2 separate regions of the Mus musculus genome follow, and region 2 is linked to region 1. The links are chromatin loops, found by intact Hi-C in ENCODE. Cell type or tissue: heart. All regions are shown on one strand.

Evidence for each region. Hi-C counts contacts between places; a loop is a spot of excess contacts. Peaks named below come from ENCODE experiments on the same cell type or tissue, not always from the same donor. Only the 100,000 strongest peaks of a DNase experiment are listed, where the experiment ranks them.
Region 2: it touches region 1 in a loop (7-fold over the local background); 6 of 42 quality-filtered maps call a loop at or near these places.

What each region holds. Positions count from the first base shown.
Region 1 is chr1:6,210,375-6,218,374 of GRCm38, reverse strand. Rb1cc1 (RB1-inducible coiled-coil 1) reads right to left here and starts at 3,713. Exons shown (of 24, transcript NM_009826.4): 1 at 3,418-3,713. It overlaps 4732440D04Rik (a long non-coding RNA gene), which reads left to right and starts at 1,763. Exons shown (of 2, transcript XR_001778783.2): 1 at 1,763-1,819; 2 at 2,975-8,000. In heart, a CTCF peak has its summit at 3,429; a DNase peak (open chromatin) is centred at 3,744; H3K4me3 peaks cover 3,073 bases; H3K27ac peaks cover 2,294 bases.
Region 2 is chr1:7,095,982-7,103,981 of GRCm38, reverse strand. All of the region lies in intron 1 of Pcmtd1 (protein-L-isoaspartate (D-aspartate) O-methyltransferase domain containing 1), which reads right to left. Among named protein-coding and RNA genes, the nearest start is that of Pcmtd1, 11 kb to the right of the region's middle. In heart, no CTCF peak of the experiment used is centred here; a DNase peak (open chromatin) is centred at 3,251.

The DNA.
Region 1 (8,000 bases):
TCCACCATAATGCCATACATACTATCATGTATCTTACCTGAACTGCATAATATAAAAATAATTTTACACTACGGCACTAACATTCTGGCATCATATCTAATTCATCAAAACTATATAAAATCCATGACTTTAGAGAACATTTTCTAATTGTATATTTTACTTTACAGTGTATATTAACTATGAAACAAAACCCAAATTACCTATAATACTGAATTAGCTTTTACTCTATCAGACCAAGACTATAAACACAGGGCAGTATCAAATGTCATTTGCTGTCACCAAAGGCTATGGGAAGAACAGAATAGTAGTGAATTATAATCTGGATACATATTCTTTGGGCAGCTACTGACCAATTTTTATATGGATAGTGAAGGAAAAACTGATGTCTCAAACAATGAAAACAGATCACTACGTTTTTGTTTTCATAATTACAAGTCAATAATATTAGAATTAAATCCAGCAAAAATCAGTAATCTTAAGGGCACTCATTAAACATCTGAGAAAGCTGAAACTACTAAGTCTCCTTATGACCACTCAAGTTCTGCACACACTTGCAGACTCACTAAACTTAACAGAAGGGTAAAAAGGAAAAGTAATGCTTTTAGGACCTTAGACAATAATCAGTTTTATGATAAGCAAACTACGCTTCCTAGGTCCATAATGCAAAAAGAATTCTAGAGAAATGTGCTAAGTACTATGATTTTATCTAAAAAGTACATTGCATAACCCAACATGCCACAATCTGCTTCTCTAACCTCCTTTCTAAACCAGCAATTGATATTGGTCATTTTTCCTTCTTTAAAATGCCCAAGGGTTATCTAAACACACACATATGAGATATATGTTACTCTAGTTCAGTGTTATTTACAGGTGTACTTTGTAAGATCAATCAACATGTGAGGAACAGATTCGAGTTCAACTGTTTCCCAGACTTGCTATATCGACTGACACTCAACTCTGTGCCTTTACACATGCAGGGTCCATGAGCCATTTTAAAAAAAAACAAAAAAAAAAAACTACAGCTCGGTGTGGTGGCACACGCCTATAATCCCAGCACTCGAGGCAGAGGCAGGTGGATTTCTGAGTTCAAGGCCACCCTGGTCTACAAAGTGAGTTCCAGGACAGCCGGGGCCATACAGAGAAACCCTGTCTTGAAAAACAAACAAACAAACAAAAAAAAAAAACCAAAAAAAATTACTATGCATAAAACTTGAATGTTAGCCGGGCATAGTGGCGCACGCCTTTAATCCCAGCACTTGGGAGGCAGGCGGATTTCTGAGTTCGAGGACAGCCTGGTCTACAGAGTGAGTTCCAGGACAGCCACAGAGAAACCCTGACTCGAGAAAAAAAAAAAAAAAGCAAAAAACAAAAACCAAACAAACAAAAAAACTTGAATGTCTACAGAATGCCTCTTCCTACTACTACCCCTCAATCCTGGCATTCTATCTTCAGTAACCTCTCATGGAATATGCCTTTAATCAGAGCCTTCCATATTTTTTATTTCTTCTCTCTCTCATACCTCCAAATGGGTCCTTTTGTCAAGTAGACATAGCTTCTTAAATTCTCAAGACAATAAGACACCTTATCCAAAATTTCAAACCCACCCTCCAATAGAGACACACACTTCTTAATCTTGGCTTGCTTCTATGTTCACTTATGTTCTCACTTTTCTTCTGAATGATAAGAGACTGGAGTTTGCCTGCTGCTGAATAATTAATTACCAAGGCATCACTAATGAATACTTACCACAGCTTACTCTGAGATGTGTCAAGTCTTGGCAAAAGGGGGCCAAGAGCTGAAGGTCAACCTCAACTACAATGTACACCTCTAAGCAAAGCTCTCTTAATCAGGTAGTCGTTGAAACATTTTCCTCTCAGGTCTAACAGTGGCTCAGGGATATTACACCTTACAGAGCATGCTGGAAACTGAGTTTTAGTCCTAGCAGTACACACTAACAAGGCAAGAAACAAAACAAATAAACAAAAACAACTGGGGGAGACACCAGTCCTTTCATCTTTTGTCCTTTGGCTTTTACAGATCTATGTGTAAAGTCAATCTGCTGTGCATTCAAACCCTGATGTTTGCCATAAAGAGTGCTGCCTGTTCCCTCCATCTCCCCCCACCCCAAGAGAACCCTCTTCTCTCCAGGCAGAGGGCTGCTTCATTGTCTTCCCTAACTCAAAATAAAACAAAATTTTTAAATTTTGCCTAAGTCCACTAACCAATTACATTAATAAGATTTATCAATGTAAATGCTACATTATGGGCCTGACACACCCATGGCATAACTATGTAAATACCATTTATTTTGTTTTTCTTTTTTCAAGACATGTTCTCGCTATGATTCCCAAGACCACCTTAACTTACTGAGTAACTCAAATAACTTAAAGCCATCTTTCTGTCTCAGCCTCCTGGAATGTTGAGATGAATATAGCAGCTACCTTCTAAGCCTTGGCTAACGTTTAAAACAGATATAAATGCTAAAAAACATAACAAAAACTTAATTGGAAAGCGATGATTTGCGTTGTATTTGGTAATAAGACTAAATAAAATATTTCACACATAACAAGTCCATTTATAGATCCCCTCCCCCAAAAAGAAAAACCACCTACTGAAATACAGTACCAACATTTGACTAGGAACACAGATTGGTTCATTTTTAGGCTGCTTCTAAACTGCTTGCTAGCTTTGCAAACCCTCAGATAAGTAAGTCTCACCAATTCTTTACAGAAAATGGTTAGCAAAATGTATAAATTTTAACGCTCATAATAGACTTGTCAACATCCGCACCCAACTGAATGTCTTGCAGGGACTCTATCAATAAGTGAGTCCACGAGTGTTCCGTGGCATCAGTCCTATGTACCAGTTCATGGAATGATCACATTTTAAAGACTCATGACGGAAGGGACAGGATTACGAAACCATAAACAGTCACCATAGCACATCCACCACTCTGTAGAGAAAGTACTGACAGCACGTTCGAAAGCTGTCATTTGTACCAAGTTTTGGTACTCCCATAAGCCCCCACCCCAAATCCATCTGCGGGGCGAGCGAGGCTGAGTCATTCCAAGGAGTAACTTTACACCGATGCTTGCACTCCGGGGTCGGGACAAAGGCATCACCTCTAGGTTCCTCCCGTCAGGGCACTCCGGCCCTGGCCCAAACCCTCTCCGGTTTCCCGAGCCCGACACTCCAGTGCACCGAGCCCTGGAGACGGAGGCCGCGATTCAGGCCTCGGGTGAGCACCGGCGTCCTGCCGCTCCCGCGATCCTGTCAGCGGCCAGCGGGCCTCAGGGTCCCCGTAGGACTGCCGCGGCGACCCTCCGAGCCGGCGCCGCCAGACGCTCCGGCGAACCCGTCAGGTGCTGAGCGGCCGGGCCAAGCCCGCCGCCAGATGGGAGCAGGGGCGGCACTTACCCGGCAGCGCCTCCTCCGCCCGCGGCAGCAACACAGCCGGCGGCCCTCCGCACCATCTTCTGCCGCCGCCCTGGCCTCGGCGGCGGCTATCAACCGCCCCTGCGGCGCCGCCAACCGACACAACCGTCGGCGCCCAGCCGCCGAGTACCCGGCGAGGCCCGGAAGGATGGGAGTCGGGCGCAGCCGCTGCTCCGGCCCCTCGGCTCCGCGCGGGGACCCGAGTCCGCCGGCCGAGGCACTGAGAGCTTGGCAGGGCTGGGTCGCGGCCGCCGTGGGGTTTGTTATTGTCGACTCGGCCTTTCCGCCGCAGAGCACGCCGGGAAACAGCCAGCCGGGGGAGGGGTGACTCAGGTGTCTGCGCAGATCCGGAAGTCGCTGGGCTGGCCGGACGGGCGCGGCTCGGTCGGCGAGCGTAGTCCCTGGCTGGCAACTTGTCTGTCCTTCCCTGACCCTGGAAGGTATTTCGGTGCTTGCCTTGGACGGCCCCAAGGTGAGCGTGACCTTCTGGCCGCGGCAGACCGACCTCGCCAAACCTGGGGCAGCCCCAACAGGGGAACCGGAGGCTGACGAGTGAGCACCAGCACAGATCTGGGGCCCTCATCTGCTGCCCCGAAATCAGCCGACTGTCACCTGGGCCACTCGTACCGGGACTGCCAGAATGGCAGGCTACTCGGAAAGTATGCCTGGCATCTTTGCAAGGGTGGGGCGGCCCAGAGTCAGACCAGGTAAGTAAAGAGCACGTCCAGAAGAGGAACCGAAGCAAAGTGGACTGTACTGTAAGCGGCACGACCGAACAATACTGAGGTCGATAATAGGTCAACAGCATCAAGATTAGAGAAGAGAATGTCAGCTTATGAGAACATTACATTTGTATTCGGGCTTAGGCAAGGACTTGAAACTACAAAACTTGAGTTTGATGAGAAGATGTTTGTTACAAGCAGGCTCATCAATTATGTGACGTAAACACGTATTAAATTACTATTCCCAGGAATATCTGATAGAGGTAAAAGTTTAGGAATGGTCTCTCTAAGCCAACAGTTAGCGGTTCCCGACAAAATGAGACATAAGGGGTATTAAACTGATTGAGATCTGCAGTTCTTTATTGTGATAGACACTGGAAAAACAGTAGTTGTGTTTTAAGAGTTGTTTAGAAAGGAGCTTGTTGCTTATCTCACTTTGTTTTTAACTTTGCACTTCTGCCATATCCCAGAAAAATCTTGTATGCACACTGTTATACATATTGAGTATTTTTTAAACTGGAATTTTAGTACATTACACCAGCAAATAAAGCAAAAATGGAAAAAGAACAAGCACTCAATTTTTGTGCACCAGGGGAAGTAGTGAATTGGCAAGACTAAAGAGAAGAAAAATTGTTAGTATATTAACAAATGTAAGCTATATTGCAGTCTAGCTAGAACAATGAAGATCAAAGCTGGCCGGGTGGTGCACATACCTTTAATCCCTTCTCTCAGAAGCTGAGGCCTGCTCTACAGAATGAGCTTCAGGGAGCCAAGGCTACACAGAAAAAGGAAAATCAGGGCCGGTGAGATGGCCCAGAGGGTAAGGAGATCTACTGACTACCAAAACTGACAACCTGAGTTTCATCCTAGGACTGACGTCGTGGGAGGAGAGAACCACTCCTTGAAGTTCACACACACTAAAAAGAGCACCAAAGAGCTGTGTTTCCTCACAGTTAATAAGTACCATTGAATAGCAGAAATGTACTCCAGTTTCAAGTGTTAAAGTACCACTTGTCATGTTGTATACGTGGCCCAAACTTCTCTGGGAAACTGTTAATACAAATGTCTGTTACTTTATACTCTGAAGTGAATGTTTAGAGTTTATATGCATCTCAAATTATTTAGTAAGACTAAAGTGAAAATATGTTATATGAATTTTGCTAAGCAACATAGATAAATGTTAATAATCATGCATATCCATAAGTTTTCTGTCACAAGCTATTTTTCCTCATCCTCTTGAGCATTCTATTCTCCATAATAAACAAAAACAAACTCCTGCAATACTATGTGAAGCTTCGGGGCTTTTCTCAATGAAACTTCAAACAGATTTACAAGGACCATAGAATGATCTTTCATGGGGAGTGCAGAAACATCATTTCAACTTACTAAAGCATGGGCCGTTCTGCCTTCCCCCTCCTTGTGTTATCTCTATCCTATTGCTTGTAAACTCCTATCCATTTACTGTATTCTTTTTCCCCACTTCTCAATTAGAATATACTGTGGGTGATGTGAAGGTTGGTTTCTGTATAAGACTACTTATTCTTGGCTTCCACTGAATTTTTAATTTAGTATCTGTCAATGTTTCAGTGAATTTTCAAGGAACAACTAAAAGTGCTTTTTACCAAGAACAGAACTGACTCCGTTCCTCCACATGTATGTGTGTACAATCAATTGAATCAAATGTAATTTTTAAAGTGAATTTTTTTTTTTTTTAGTTTTATAACTGGAGGAATTATGCAGTCTGAGTACTACAAATCATTTGAATTTTTAAGTCTCTTTTTCTCAGCTTAAACTTAAGCGTCTTCTAGTCTTTATCAGACATGTCTGTAATTCTGGATCTTTTAAGTGTTTAACATGCTGATTGTAAGCTCTTCTTTAAATATTAACCCCACCCCTGAATAATGATACGCATTCAGTACTAACATTTGTTAGCAGCACCTTACAACTTGCTCAAGCCCTCTTCTTCTGTCTGGCCTTGTATTAGCACTCATTATTTTTCTATCAAGAACCATCCAATTATGTCTCTTCCCTTCCTAAGGATTGTCACTGGTTTTGTTTTGTAGATGGATAAAACTTGAACATAGCACAACATATCTTGTCTGGATTGGGTTTAGGTACCAACTCATCTCACACTATACTTGATTAAATTCTCCTCTGATGAATCTTTAAATTGGATGGATTTTTAAAATTCATAGGACTCTGGAGAGAATGACACAAATTATGAGGCATTTATAGAATACAATAAATTCTGTAAATATTAAATGTTAATATTTAATATCATTAATAACACATTTTAATATTTAAAGCCAAGTAAGTTTCTATGAAAAATTCTTGCCCTCAGATGTCTCAAAGGCCATTCAAACAAAACTGCAAGGATAGTTGCATCTGAGGCAGTAATACTTTCTATTCTTTATTCTCCCAATCCTAGTATTGACCCACCATTGATTTTTATCACTATCTAATAGCTTGAAAAACCATTTGATTCTGTGACAGGAGCCAGATCTTGAGATCCATACTATATTTCGATTTCATACTTCTGGCAGTGCTTGTTATTGTTGATTTTTTAAATGTACTTTTTTATTGAAAATACGAAAGTATTCTTAGATTTGTGTCTCTTGGATTTTACATTACAGTTCTACTTAGCTGTCTTAACTAATCTAGATTTTATCATTTACCCTCAGTTTTACAAATGAGGGATTGATTTATGAAGACCAATCAATACACTTCTAATTAGTGTTCCTTAGTAAAAGGAGTGTAAAAGTAAAACCAGGTGGTGAGTTCTAAGGCCATAACCATACTACACAATCCTGCCCCTTACTTTGGTATCAATTCAAATTAAGGTCTTAAAAGGGTATGAACTTGAAAGTTTAGAAGTAAACCAAGTTTCTCAATGATAGAACTATTTTGTGGGCATAGGGCAGGGAATAGCTCAGTTAATTCACAGGCCATTCTGTGGATGTTATGTTTTTTAAAAATGTATTTTAGTATTCTATTTGGATATTCTCTCTGCATGTATGACGACCATGCACCATGTGCATGCTTCATGCTTAGAGACCAAAAGAGGGCACTGGATCCTCTGGCATTGGAATTACAAAAAGCTGTGGGTGCTGGGACCTGAACATGCTCTTTGGAAGAGCAGCCAATGCTCTAGGTGGCTGAGTCTAGAGCCCACTCTAGCTCCACATTTTCTGATTTTTGACATCTCTGGCTTCCATCACCTGATACTCTTAGCCATAACTGTCTGTCTTCAGACCCCAGGACAAGGAGCTGAAGTGCATATTTTACATACCAAAGCAGACCTGGCCTCCAGCTTCTCCCAGCATCCCTCTGTCCCTATCTGATATACCCTGCCCCCAACCTTGAACTTTCTAGTTTAGGAGCTTGGGCTGTTCTTCCCCCAGAGACTCTTCCCTATATAATCCATACATTTTGCACCACCCTCGCTGGATGTGCTCTTTTTCTTCCCCCTCCCCTCTTTCTCCCTCCTCATGGCTGCAAATCTGCCCATGTATACTTTGGCTTATTTACTAGTGGAGAAATAACTTACTATTGATAATGCCTCTGCAGACACTCTAGTACTCCCAGGACAGAAAAATCAATTCCTTTCCTGATTAACAATTTATATCATGCTACACCATACACCTACTGAAATTGTATTTCAGAAAAAAATTAGAAGACATGGAATCAGCCAGATGGTGGTGGCGCACACCTTTAATCCCAGCACTCGGGAGGCAGAGGCCAGCCTGGTCTACAAAGTGAGTTCAAGGACAGCCAGGGCTATACAGAGAAACCCTGTCTCGAAAAACAAACAAACAAACACACAAAGGCATGGAATCAGACTAC
Region 2 (8,000 bases), 890 kb before region 1:
TTGTGATGCTGCTTATAATACAACAAAATACCTTTTGTTAAAAGTCATTCAAGGGGGTGGGGACTAGAGAGATGGCTCAGTGGTTAAGAGCACTGGCTGCTCTTCCAAAGGTCCTGAGTTCAATTCTCAGCAACTATAGGATAGCTCACAACCATAGGTAATGGGATCCTATGCCCTCTTCTGGCGCGTCTGAAGAGAGCAAGAGTGTACTCATATACATGAATAAATCTTTAAAAAAAAAAGAAGTCAGTCAAGGATGAGTGTAGTACCTTCTATGCTACAGGGAAAGCCTTTAATCTTCCTGGTGTGGGGAAAAGATAAAGTAATGCCCTAATACTATGGCTATTTTTACATTTTTATGTGTGGCTATACAGGGGACAAACAGGAAATGAGCTGTGAATCAGGTAAATGGGAAGAACCTAATACAAATGAGAAGCTGTTCTCTAAATCAAAAGGAGTCTGGCATAGTCGTACCCAAAAGCAAAGGGTAGAAAAGCTATAGAGACATGTTTCAAGGAGAGCCTGGAGCAAGGGCATGCTACCTCATTCTACCAGGGATTACACTAGTGGCTCTCATGCTATGGATTGTAACCCCTTTGGCAAACCTCTATCTCCGAAAGTATTTCCATTATGATTCATAACAGTAGCAAAATTATAATTATGAAATAGCAATGGAAATAACTTTATGGCTGGGGTCACCACAATAATGAGGAATTATATTAAAGGGTCACAGCATTAGGAAGGTTGAGAACCACTGGATTCGCCAAAGTGAAAATGCACTATCTCCTACATTAATGTCAACTAGTAGTTACTGTTTAGCCGACGGCACTGAAGATACTGCAGGTGGCAAAGGGCTTTGCTTACTGGATAGGGCAGCAGACTTGGTAAGCCTTCCAAATACCAAACTTCCACAATGCACCAAAACCCGTAAGGTTCCCCTCCAACCTCCCCTATCATTAAGTGTATGAACAACTGTTTCTGCTACTGGCATAGGTAAATTCCTGGCAAATTCTAGTCACACAAATCAGCCAAAGCACATCTCCAAGGACTGGAGCCCAGGCCCTCGGCTAGCTTCTTACTGAGGTGTTCAACCACAGCCCTCAAGTCGTGGCATGTTTAACAAGATACAGTTGCACCTGCTTGCCGTCAGGCAGATCAGCAGGAGTGTGAGGCCAGCCTGGGCCATGTGTCTCCTTTCTATCCTCCACACCTTGACTAAGTTCCACCTAATCCAGGATAGCTCCAACTCTACACAGCCAAGGATTGCCATAGGATCCTGATTCTCCTGACTCCACCTCTTAAGTGTGTGCTCCTACCTTTAACTTTGTAGCAATCTTCTTTGTTCTCCCAATGCTGAGATTACAGGGAGAAACCATCCCTGACTAAAACAGCATGTTTCAAGACAGCAACTTAAAAACTTGATATCCAACATCATTGCTGCAAACTAGTTGTCCTTTTTAGCAGCTGCTTGGTCCAGAATAGAAATGCATTATATGCCTACAGTTCATAAGGTAGGTTTTTCTCTAAGAACAATGAATATTCACAATTTCTTCCAGTACAAACATTTTCTTCCAAACTGGGAAGACTCCTTATGAGAAATACACGTGACTTCATTCTGCCAGAAAGATAATTTAAGCAGCTGTGTGGGTTTTTTTTTGTTGTTGTTGTTGTTGAGGTTTTTTTTTTTTTAATTAGGTATTTTCCTCGTTTACATTTTCAATGCTATCCCAAAAGTCCCCCATACCCACCCCCCCAACCCCCTACCCACCCACTCCCCCTTTTTGGCTCTGGCGTTCCCCTGTACTGGGGCATATAAAGTTTGCAAGTCCAATGGGCCTCTCTTTCCAGTGATGGCTGACTAGGCCATCTTTTGATACATATGCAGCTAGAGTCAAGAGCTCCGGGGTACTGGTTAGTTCATATTGTTGTTACACCTATAGGGTTACAGTTCCCTTTAGCTCCTTGGGTAATTTCTCTAGCTCCTCCATTGGGGGCCCTGTGATCCATCCAATAGCTGACTGTGAGCATCCACTTCTGTGTTTGCTAGGCCCCGGCATAGTCTCACAAGAGAGAGCTATATCTGGGTCCTTTCAGCAAAATCTTGCTAGTGTATGCAATGGTGTCAGCTTTTGGAAGCTGATTATGGGATGGATCCCTGCATATGGCAGTCTCTAGATGGTCCATCCTTTCGTCACAGCTCCAAACTTTGTCTCTGTAACTCCTTCCATGGGTGTTTTGTTCTTTTTATTGTTGTTGTTGTTCATTGTTGGGTGGGGTTTGCTACCTTTTTTTTTTTTTGTCTCCAACACACAGTATGGGACATCTGTTCTCACTCAACCTGTGGGTCGTAACCACTTTGGTATACCTCTATCTCCAAAAATATTTACATTATAATTTATGACAGTAGCAAAATTACAGTTATAAAGTAGCAAAGAAAATAATTATGATTATGTAACATGCCAAGAGAAACTGTATTAAAAGGTCGCAACAACAACAACAAAATTAAGCCAGGCAGTGGTGGTACATGCCTTTAATCCCGGCACTTGGGAGACAGAGGCAAGTGGATTTCTGAGTTTGAGGCCAGCCTGGTCTACAGAGTGAATTCCAGGACAGCCAGGGCTACACAGAGAAACCCTGTCTTGAAAAACCAAAACAACAACAAAAAAGAGGGGGAAAAAAAAGGTCCCAGCATTAGGAAGGTTGAGAACCACTGGTCTGAGAGATTTCAGAGTACAATAACTACTGTCCTGATTTACTAATCGGGCAAATAATCCCATGTATTTAGTAAATGTCTAGAGTAATTTCACAGGGAAGGTGGGTTCCACTATCACTTCAAATTTAGTATCTCTAAAATCAAAATGTCCTACCTCTTGCCCCTTGACTTTCAAAGCAACTATTTTTGGCAATTACTCCCACTAGCTTTAAGGAAAAGCTCCATAACTAACCATAACAATTTTTGCTAATTTATGACAAAAACAATCTTACAGTTCCCCCAATTTAAAGCATCCTACACCATCCACTTCCCTAAGGAATGAGATGTTTACAATATACATAGTAACTGGAGTTTTCTATTACTGCCTTAATGAACTATCAAGAACTTAATGGCTTAAACCCAACTTTATTATTTTGTAGTTGTGGAAGTCACAAGTCTGACACTGGACTCCCTAGAGTAAAATCAAGGCGTCACCAGGAAAACAAAACCAAAAGATTTAGGACCTCAATTCCAGGAACTGCCACTCAAACGGAAACTCCTTTTTCCTGAAACACACAAGGGAGATTATTTCCACTGCACTCTGTGTGAATGTTCCCTCCCGTGCAGCATGTGCACAGAAGTGCATACATGACTATATATGTACACACATATAATTAGTGCCAATTACTTTAAGGGCTTCTGAGATACAATAAAGACAATGATTACTACATATTGGCAACACATATCCCCAATAGAAAAAAGCAAGCTTCTTTGTCATTGTAAATAATGAAGCAGTTCAGTTACTGAACCATAGTGATTTCATGCCATTTTTTTAGAGCTAAGTCCATTTCAGAATCAGCTATTATACACAGATATCTATACAAATCATTGTAAAAACAAAAGGTCTTTTAATTTATCTGGTTCACAAAAGAACAAGTTCAAATCATTTTGTATAGGAAAGAAAACCAACCCCATTAAAATAACTTAGACGTATTTAAAAGTAACTCTTTTAAGATAGGTTTTACAATGCTTGTAAAACCAGAGACAACTGCATGCTTTTCTTGACACTAACATCCTACTGATTACCTTTGTGTTCCAAAATCTGACCATTTGTTTGAATATGAACATTAAGATTGTTAAACTGCCTCTAGAAGCTGGGGCTGTCGTCAGCTGGTGGAGTCCTTGGGTGAAGTCTCCAGTGTCATATAAACCATGCCTGCAATCTCAACACTCGCGAAGTGGACGCAGCAAACTAGGAAACTGAAAATCATGCTCAGCTTCACAGTACGTCAAGGCCAGCCTGAGACTCTTTCTAAAAACCACAAAGCACATACATACATACATACATGCAATCTAATCAACAAGAAACAATGATGAGCTGGATATGGTAATCTATACGCCTATAAACACAACACAGACCACAAACAGGAAAACTGTGAGTCTGAGTGTTAGGAGTGCAAGCCTAGACTATACAGTAAGGCTAAGGCTGTACACAAACACACACACACACACACACACACACACACACACACACAGACACATACATCACACAGAGAACACATACAGAAGCACACACACAGACGCATACATAGAAGAACACACACATGGAAGCACACACACTCATAGAAACAGAGAAGCATACATAGAAAACACACACACACATAGAAGCACACACAGAAGCATACATAGAACATGAACACACACACATAGAATATATTGATGAAAACTGCTGGGCTGGAGAGATGCAAGAGCACTGACAGCTCTTCTGAAGTGAAAATCCCAGCAACCATATAGTGGCTCACAACTATCCATAACGGGATCTGACGCCCTCTTCTGGTGTGTCTGAAGACAGCTACAATGTACTTACATATAACAATAAATAAATAAATAAATAAATAAATCTTTAAAAAGAAAAGAAAACTGCAAGTCATTGGGCTAAAGTAAACTGTCCTCCCAAATACCATACATAAACCAGTTTTTGAAGGTAAAGAATTTCTAAATATTTCCTTCTACTAAACTTATATCAAGATACAATGGTACCTACCTATTGGCAATGAACACAGAACATTGAATGATCCATTTACCTGTGCCTCCACAGCCAACAGCTAAAAGCACCAAGCAGCTGACCATGCATGTGCAGAAATTCTCCTGCTGTCATCTGAAGGCCTCAGCACAGCCTGGACTCCAAAAGCACCATTTCCTCTTATATAAAGCTCCACACCAAAGAAAAATTCAAGTGCTCAGTTTTCCCAGTTCTATCACCATAACTATTTGACTTGCAGGGGAACTAAGGTAACAAAGGTCCCTACAATTACCTGGCATGCTACCTGTGGACAGTCAGCAATATTGCTCCAATCCCCTGTGACTTCTTGATACTTTTAATACTTTTTCAAAGACTCCTAGCCAGCACACTATTTGGAAGCAAAAACAAACAAATGCCCTTTGATTTATTATGTTATTTTTAATGTCTAATAAGATATAAGTGACTATAAGAAAAGCAAAGAAGCCAGGCATGATCCCAGCATTTGAGAGACAGAGGCGGGTGATCTCTATGAGGTCAAAGCCAGCCTGGTCTACACAAGGAGTTCCAGTCAAGCCAGAACTTCAGTGAGACCCTGTATCAAAAGAAGAAAACAAAGAACAGAGGTTCAAAACACATAAGCACAAATGAACTCCATGTAAAGCAAACAAACAACAAAGAACTAAACCATAATGGCCAAATCTAGACACATATTCATGATACCCTGAATGAGGAACAAATGGCATAGGTAAAAACTTTTACAAAGTAGCTTTTATGGGCTGGGAAGATAGCTCAGTGTGATAGCTCAGTGTGATGGTTAGTATATTCTTGGACCAGGGAGTGGCACCTTTTGGAGGTGTGGCCTTGTTGGAATTGGTGTGACCTGGTTAAAGTAAGTGTATCACTGTGAATGTGGGCATAAGATCCTCACCCTAGTTGCCTGGAAGTCAGTCTTCCACTAGCAGCCTTTGGATGAAGACATAGAACTCTCAGATCCTCCTGCACCATGCCTGGCTGGATGCTGCCATGTTCCCACTTTGATGATAATGGACTGAACCTCTGAATCTGTAAGCCAGCCCCAATTAAATGTTGTTTTTTATAAGACTTGCCTTGGTAAAACCCTAACTACTACACTCAGTTAGAAAAAAAAAAAAAAAAAAAAAAAAAACCTTCCATAGCATGTATGAAGTCGTGAGTCCAGTCCCCAACACCACATAAACAACAAGTGGTAAAGCATACCTATAATGCAGCACCCGCAGAAACAGAGGGAAGAAGATCCCAAGTTCAAGCGCATCCTCTACTACACAGGGAGATTGAAGCCTGCTAGACCTAATACCTTGTCTCAAAAAAGAGTTTCAAAAGCTAAGTTTTTACATCTATCAGAAAAGTATTCAAACTCATATTTATAAAAAAAAAATAAAAACACCCCATAATCCTTATTGAAGAAATCAAACTATTATTATTATGAAAATAGGTATGAAGAAATATATAACTTGGGCTGGGTGGTAGTGATGCATGCCTATAATCCCAGTACTTGGGAGGCAAAGGCAGGTGAATTTCTGAGTTCAAGGATAGCCTGGTCTACAGAGCAAGTTATAAGACATCCAGGAGCTAGGACAACACAGAGAAATCTTGTCTCGCAAAACAAGTTTGGGAGACCTTAAATTACCTGGTATCACCTGACAGACCAGACAAAGAATCTAAGAGAAGCTGTTGTGATTTACATAATTACATTCTACATTTATAACACACTAAGTTGGAAGAAATCAAAGAAATTTCACTAGTTACCTTTGCCAGAGCATCACTGTAGCTATTTGTTTGGAATTTCCTTCACTGAGATAGGGTCTCATGCAGCCTAGGCTGTTCTCAAACTCATTTCATTGTGTGTGTCTGTATGTTACACACACACACACACACACACACACACACATATCATTATTGTTATTTGTATCATTATTTGTAAGTAAAATAATTATTTGTAAGTAAAATCCTGATACTGTTCTTCACTTCCTTGCTATTCAAGAAGACTCTGATGTTATGTATGTGTGGTATATGCATGTGTATGTGCATGTATATATGAAAATGTATGTGGAAGTGTGCGTGCACATGCATGAATAAAATGGCCAGAGGTAAATTTTAAGTGCCGTCTTCAATCCACCCTACTGAGACAGGTCTCTTATGGAACCTGGAGCTTACCAATTCATGTAAACTGGCTGGCCAACAAGCCCCCAGGATGCTCCCTTCAGTCTCCTCCCAGTGCTAAATTAGTAGGGAAGCTATTACTGTCACTGGGTTTTCACTCAGGTTCTGGGAATCTAAATTCACCTCATGCTAGTGTGGCAAGCACTTTGCCAACTGAGTCATCCCTTGAGCCTTTCTCATACTCTTCAGGTGCACAAATACATTGTTCTTGTTTACATATCAAAGCTCGTGCAATGGTTCTGCCAACCCATGAGCAGGGAAAGGCCCACTGAAGAGGAAAGTTCTTTAGCTTTGCTTCTTTCAGTACTTTAAGTCTCCCACTTGAAAATACAGTAACTTTATAATTAAAGCATCGACTGTCACATAAAAGACCACGTGGCCTTGGAGGGCAAGGCGTTTTCTTCATGATACTAATGATACTATTGGGGAGTCTGCTCCCTAAACAGGTTTTGTGTTCAATATACTACAACAGGCTACAACTGTCAGTTTTTCATCAAGATATCAGAGGCAAACTCTGTCAGAACAAAAAGTTATTCCCTACACCTCTTGGAAAGTTAAAGCTATGCCACAACACGGTCTCTGTTTTCAAACCAGCCATCCTGCTTGTACTACATGGTGGTGGGTGGCAAAGAAGGAAACCAGTGTTAGAAAACATGTACAACCCAAATAGGAAATGGGAGAGCCCAGGTGAGCAGGCTCTAATTATCTCTTGCTAGAGCTACCTCTACTGAGAATTACCCAGGCATCACCTGAGCACCACTTTAATGCCTTTCAAGAGCTCCCAGCCACCAGGCACTTCTTAAATTCCTATCACCTCTATCAGTGTCACAGTGGGGACCAACCTACAGCAAGCGCTTGTGGCAAGTTTCTAGTGTTAACAATGTCTAAACACTGAACTACTAAACATGTTCATAGTGGAAAAACTTGTATGGATGGAAAGCCCTTACAGCACACTCTCAATTGTTATAGCTTCTAGCCACGTGATCTCACCCTCCTCACTCATCACCCATGAACCATCATCAGATCAGAAAAGATCAGATCAGAAAAACATCCACTATGGTTCAAAACCACAATACCAGAGAGCAT